Regions from separate parts of the Homo sapiens genome. Here region 2 is linked to region 1. The links are chromatin contacts, found by Hi-C or POLR2A ChIA-PET in ENCODE. All regions are on one chromosome and are shown on one strand. The core of a region is the stretch at or near the end of the contact, and the rest is flanking DNA. Distances in the headings are between cores, read along the strand shown.

Region 1 (3,353 bases), core at 671-3,170:
AGAGGAGCTCTAGCGTACTGAAGGACACTGAGAGGTAATTTCTCCTAAAGGTGCAGCCACCCTGAGTTTGCATGGCAAAAGCTTCAGGTGCCCCCCACCCCACATCAGGATACTGGATGGAGCTGCTGTCATTGTGGGAGGCTGTATAAAGGGCGGTTAAAGTTTTAGGTATCAAGAGTTTTATTACATGTGTCAAATCCTGGCTCCACAGCATGCTTCTATAATTTATATAAACACTTTGTGCGTCAGTTTCCTAATCTGCCAAATGGACATGATCATAGAACCTCTAAATGATTGTTAAGAGGTTTAAATGAAAAATGTACTTAGAATGTTCTGACATATGGCACCCCAAAAATATTCTTTTATTAATTTGTGACATGTTCTCTTTCAACCAGGAGAGGTAAAAAGGAGGAACTGCCTGCTGAATTTTGACAACATTTAACCCTTAGGTTAAATGGGGATTTCTAAACTTGCCTGGGGGTCTTCCAAGGCACTGACACAAGGGGAATTCTGGTGCCCGTCTAAAGTATGATCTTCTTAAACTCAGCTTAGAAATAATTTGTTGCATTTTTCTTTTGCAAGAAGGCTAATCTGCTACTCCGGATATTACTTCCACGGGATGGTAATGAGGCTTTCTGGGAAGTAGTAGTTAATAGCTTTAGGTGTCTTTTGTTTCCTTTGTAACTGTTAGGGTGCAGACGCTGATTGATGGATGTCAGCAAGAGAGACTGCAGGTAAGAACAATTGGGGCCGCTGTAAGGTTTCAGAGTAAAAGAGAGATGAAGGTTTAGATCTAGCCACATCTGTTTGAATTCACTCAGAGAAGCCAGACTGGAGCTGCTCCAGGGCAGAGATTTACAATTCTGTCATCTCCTTGCAGTGCCCAGCAGGCTGGCCGCTCAATAAATATTTGCAATATAACATAAATGGTAAATTTGGAAAAGAAGACAAAATGAGGCGGAGGCGGGAGACAGAGTAGGAAGATTTCAGGTCGTGGGGAGAGAAAAAAGTAAAGGGAAGCCACATATGATGGGAAAGATATTCATGTGGAAGATATTGGGATGCTGACTACTACTGCTGAGGTCAGTAGGCAGGGTAGAACAACTCAGGGCTCTATGGAGGAAGAATGGGATGGGAAGTGATGGGAAGGAGAAGACAAAGAGCAGGAGGAAAACAATTCCATTTGAGGGTAAGAGCATTTCTCTGGAGCAGGAAAGAGCAATAAAGTCCACGCAAAGATCAGTGGAGCTGCCCTGAAAGTGGCAGCATGTGACAGGCACAGTGCTCACCCTGGACGGCTGCAGTGGAGCATGCAAAGGGAAGCACGAGAGGAGGAGAGTCAGAGAAACAAGAATGGGGAGAATGTTCATCGTCAGTCTTTATATGTTTATTTTGTAATATCAGTGAGAGTTAGTAGATTATTTTCCTTCTTTCTTCTTTTTCTTCCCCCCTTCCTTCCTTTCTTTCTCTCTCTTCTCCTTCCTTCCTTTCTTTTAGGAGGTTTGTAAGATTCATTTTAAATATACAGCATAGAAATATCACCTTGTCTAGTAACCTATGAGCTCATGAGGCCATGTGTGTGGAATGACTTTAATGAGGATACTGCAAAAGTAAAGAATGATTATTAAGCCAGGACCAAGGCTGGGAACCTCCTCATCTCTTGCCAACTCTCAGAAGGGGTGTCTTGGGTGAAGTCCATGTGACCAAAAGGAAAGTCAAATGTAAAGTGATTTTTTTAGTTCCCGCTGCATAAACTACTTTTTAGAGTGAAATTGTAAAACACAAAGCTGAACTCCAAAAAGGCCTCTGGCTGCAATATTAGCAGTGTGATGGTTTATGGAAATACTTTAGGGCGGCTGCATTCTGGCCCGCTGCCTGAATCCAAGCATCTCCCCCTGGGTCTCTGACTAAGCCTGACTAAACTAATTTACTCTGAGTGCGAGGCACACTATTCACATCAAAAGAATGTACTTAAGTAGATATAGTGCAACCTTCCCCTGTGGTTGGTTTTGCTTTGCTCTATACTGAAGCTTGGCTGCCATCTGGAAAGATGTCCTAACTTCACTGTTGAGCCAATAAAGCTGGAATAATGTGAAATGGCATAAGCTTTTAAGTCAGGCCACTGGAGAGTGAGAGGCTGCCATGGGAGGGGGAGGGTGTAGTAGTAGGTGAGTGGCAGTGGAAGGCTAGAAATGCATCCAGGCCAGGCCCTTAACTGAATTCCACAAATGGGATGGCTCCTGCGTAGAATAGTGTGATGGTTATGGCAATAAACTTTTGAGTTAGCAAGACACAGGTTGGAATCCCTGGCTTGGCCCTTTAGTAATTTGGCCAAGTTATTTAACTTCTCTGAACCAATTTCCTCATAAATAAAATGAGGAAAATAATACCGACCTCACTAGGTTTTCCTAAGGTTTAAATAAAATTCATATGTAAAGCATTTAGCTCAGAGTGGTTTTCAACTCTGACTGCACATTGGAATTCAGTAGTGCTGTGATTTGAACATGACCCCAAAGTTTATGCGTTGAAACTTAATCCCCAACGCAACAGTGTTAAGAGGTCGGACCTTTCTGAGGTGGTTAAGTCATGTGGGCTCCATCCTCATGAATGAATTAACACCATTATCTTGGGAATGGGTTAACTTCAGCCCCCTGCCCTGCTCTCTCTCATACACATGCTCTCTTGTCCTTCTGCCTTCCACCATGGGATGATGCAATAAGAAGACCCTCACCAGATTTAAGCCCCTTCATCTTGGACTTCCCAGCCTCTAGTATTATAAGAAATAAATTTCCGTTCTTTATAAACTACGCAGTCTCATATATTCTGTTACAGAAGCACGAAGCAGATGAAGGCAAGTAGGGAGGGTCTAAAACTATCCTCATGCCGCTGCAGTTCAGACAAATTCAATCAGAATCGCCAGGACTGGCGCCTGGTAATTGTATGCGAGGACCACTCACAGGTGATTCTGATGCACCACGAATGTTGAGACTATTGTGAACTACCTAGTTTGCACTCATGAAAGAACAGCTGCTACAGGAGAAAGGTTTCAATGACAAACTGCTGGAAAAATACTTACCATAGCACATAGCATATACTAAATACTTGGAAACAGGTAGCTATTTTTGCTTACCCTAATTTTATTAAGCCATAGTATAATAGTTAGTAGGTGAGCTTAACTATAGGCACTAGAGAACACATATGAAGTATGAGTTTTACTCTGAGGAGTGTTAAGTGTGATAAGAGAAAGCATATCAAACCTTAATGAAACTGGATTAAGGGAATATGTTTTTTTTTAAAGTGCGGTGTCAAATTGCTGTCAAAATAAGTCAACATTCATAATTTCTTACCAAGTT
Region 2 (3,403 bases), core at 798-3,297, 84 kb after region 1:
GAGGAATGAGTCAGGTTCTCTAAATTGTGATAACCCCTATGTCTTCAGACTTCAAAGCATTCCACATTCTCCACTGGGAAGTAGAAGAAAGCTTCATAGTGGTTTGACTTTTTTTTTTTTTAAATTTCTGGATCTATCTTTAAATATCCCAATGAGCTTAGGAAGAAAAACTCAGTGCATAAGAAATTTTGTGCTGTGGCTTCTTCAGAGAAGCTCATGAAGAAAAACTACATCTTTAAAAATTAGGAATAAAATGTGTAGGTTTCTATTTATCCATAAGATTTCAGGTTATTTGCTTATTTAACCAAGTATTCAGCAACAGAGAAATTGTCATTATTGCTCAAACGATTACAATACTGTGTTAATATGTTTTGTACTGCTTTAACAGAGTACCTGAGACAGGGAATGTCATTTTGTGCTGCCATAACAGAATACTGAAGCTTTATAAAAAACAAATTTATTTCTCACAGACTGGAGATGGAAAAGTCCAAGATCAAGGTCCAGCTTCTGGTGTTAAATGAGGGCCTTCATACTGTGTCATCTCATAGCAGAATGCAGAAGGGCAAAAAGGGACAAACTCTGTGTCCTCATTTGGCAGATGAGCAGCAAAGAGAGAACGCACTCCCACAGCCCTTTTTATAGTGGCATTAATCCATTCAGGAAGGTGAAGCCCTCATGACCTAAACACCTTCTATTAGGCCCCCACTCCTAACACTGTTGCAATGGGGATTAAATTTCCATTGCATGAATTTGGATTATAGACAACACAACAATACGTTTAATGCGAAAATACTTGACATTATTTACTATTTTTATTGACATTCTTTAGAGACTTACAGAGGCACATGTCATTATTATAAACCCTACCTTTTACTTACAGTTGTGGGTGTCAAAGGATTGAGACGTTGGAATGAGAGATCTTTATTGATACTAGCATTACTCTGCAAGAATAAATCCCTGCTACCGCTCATCTGTTTTCATTAAAAAATCATGTGTAGAATATATAAACTGTAAAAAAATCTTTTTTTTAAACTTTCTGATTGCTTAGATTCCAGGTAAGTATTTCAAAAAATCCTACAGATAAAAAAATTATACTAAGGATTTAGATTGTTAGAGTAGAAAGACAGTAGAATAATAACAATATTTGCATTGATTGAGGAGTTACTACTTGTCAGACATTGACCAGTAACAGAAATAGTGGGGATCTGAATCCAGGTCTACCTTTCAAGTACATGATAGGCAGTTTTCTCAAGGTTTCAACTGGCATCCTGCAGTCTACACTAAGTCCGAAGCTTACATTTTGCTGGCCTAATGTGGGCCCATATAATGTTTTAATTTTATTTTTCAATGAATTGCCAACATTTTAAAATTGAGGTGCTTCAACCATATTCTTGAATTTCTAGTTTCTTTTTAAAAATTGTGAAATATGACTTTATTTTCTCACCAAAAAAAAATCAAAGTTCTGCTTCAGTATAGTATAGTGTAGTATAGGACAGTCCAGTATAGTATAGTATAGTATAGTATAGTATAGTATAGTATAGTATAGTATAGTATAGTATAGTAGTATATATAGTATATACAGTACGGCACAGCACAGTACAGTCTAGGAAAGCTTATACCATGTACTCTGAAGTTTACCCTAATTCTCTCTGTTGCATTTCTATTACCAAAGCCAAGTTTAAGTTGCGCTGACGATGAATACTTGTCCTACAATTTTAAGATAGAGTTAAAAAGAGTGTTGATTATTTATGATGTATTCATGTTTCTCTAATGTTAAAAACTGAAAGTCTAAGAGGATTGCATGTTTAAAGAAAAATGGGAGAAAATATACATCTTTGGGGCTTTGAAAAATTATGTCTATTTACATGAAGTTCCTGGCCCACTGAGTTTTTGACAGCTGTTTACCCTTCTTATTTGTTTATTATAACTTTAGAATGGAGGCTCAGGCACAGAATGGAGGCTTGAGTATTTTTTAAAGCTCCCAGTAATCTTAAAGAGCAGCTGAGTTGAGAATCACTGGGTTAACCACACAGCTGGTTAGTGCCAGAGCCAGATCCCCTGACCTAAGTGTGCCCTAAGTGTGGGTGACTCACACAAAAGCAGAGAAGCAGCTGCTGTAAACCCACCCCCACCCCGTAGCAGGACAAAGCCCCCCATTTAAGTGGAAAGAAAGGTCTTTTGTGTTTTGCTTTTATCTTACATTTTCCAAGCTTTGCTTGTTGCTCTTTACTCTTGGAAAATATTTTTTAAAATCTTTACAATTTAACACAGCCACTCGCCTATTTATAACAAGCCTGCAATTGGGAAGAGCTGTATCGAATTTTGGTGAATCATCATCCCCTTCCAGCAGGAAAGGCATAATTTATATAATGGGAAGTGGTGGAAAGGTGAGCTATTTCATACTGAACTAGAGGTTCAGGAAGTTACTGGGACATAGTTTTTTTTACCTGAAAATCAAATCAAAGTATGCTAGAATAAATCTCCCAGAGCCCTGACTCTTGACAGCCAGGGGAAGCAAGGATAGAGTGAGAACATGTGAAAATTGAAGTGGAGCAGAGTCCAGTTTTCCTATAGGCAGCAAGTGCACAGAGCATAACAGAGCTTTATGCTTCCCTCAAGAATTTCACATATCAGTTTGGGAGATAAACTGACAGCAATGGGAATTAAGTGAGGAGTCTTAGGAGTGGCTCAGTTCAACTGACTTCTGATCCAGTGTGTCTCTGTAAAACTCATACCTTTGTTGTCATTGGGCACACAGTGAAGAACTGAGAATTTGTAGTCCAAAAATAAATACGGAGGTATATCCATTTAATACCTGTTTAAATATTTAAAATCCTGAGGAGGAAAGCCTTAAACTTGGTATCTAATTATCCGTTCAATTATGAGCAAATTTTCAATCGGATCGAAGCCTCCAATGCTTCTCAATATTGATGAATCATTCAATTTGCAGAAAACCCAGAACTAGGCACTCTGGCTTAACTAGTAAACTAGTTAACCAGTCAATTAGTAAACACCGGTGTTGATTTCAGAAGATCCTTAAAATCTCCAAACAGGTTTCATTTTAGTGGTGAGTCTTAGCTGGGTGGAGGTGGTCGAATTTGTGAACCTATTTGGTAAAAGCACTTTAAAATGTCAGTGAGCTTATAATATTAAATCTGTGTTGTAAGCCATACCTCACAGCTCCTGAACTTTATGGGTTTGGGTGCAGGGAGATAGGATTTAGCAAGTGGAATGACGCATCTGGGTTTTGACGGGCTGTTCTATGGGATTCTACTTTATTTATGTTTAATTTCTGAATCTAATTGACCCATATGTAAGTAATGATTTCTCTAGGTGTTCTTCTGCACATTCACACCATTGCCAATTGTGCAATGATTCATATATCCATCTTGGAATCTGTTAG

The links. Hi-C counts contacts between places; a loop is a spot of excess contacts on that map. ChIA-PET counts read pairs that join two places held with the same protein, here RNA polymerase II (POLR2A).
Region 2: a map of endothelial cell of hepatic sinusoid shows a loop between it and region 1 (4-fold over the local background). The contact joins two enhancer-like sites. A Hi-C loop is called at or near these places in 4 of 168 maps with a recorded cell type or tissue (DLD1, PC-3, astrocyte of the cerebellum and 1 more). POLR2A ChIA-PET finds 5 or more read pairs at or near these places in 2 of 52 experiments (AG04449 and PC-3).

Annotation. Positions count from the first base shown.
Region 1 is chr11:106,397,296-106,400,648 of GRCh38, forward strand. All of the region lies in intron 2 of LOC105369474 (a long non-coding RNA gene), which reads left to right. Among named protein-coding and RNA genes, the nearest start is that of LINC02719, 270 kb to the left of the region's middle. Within about 2 kb of position 1,921, at least 4 of the 41 ENCODE cell types and tissues checked have a DNase peak (open chromatin) inside an H3K27ac peak, as active enhancers do; they include PC-3, where a contact is called at or near this core.
Region 2 is chr11:106,481,009-106,484,411 of GRCh38, forward strand. No RefSeq gene overlaps it. Among named protein-coding and RNA genes, the nearest start is that of LINC02719, 350 kb to the left of the region's middle. Within about 2 kb of position 2,048, at least 5 of the 41 ENCODE cell types and tissues checked have a DNase peak (open chromatin) inside an H3K27ac peak, as active enhancers do; they include PC-3, where a contact is called at or near this core.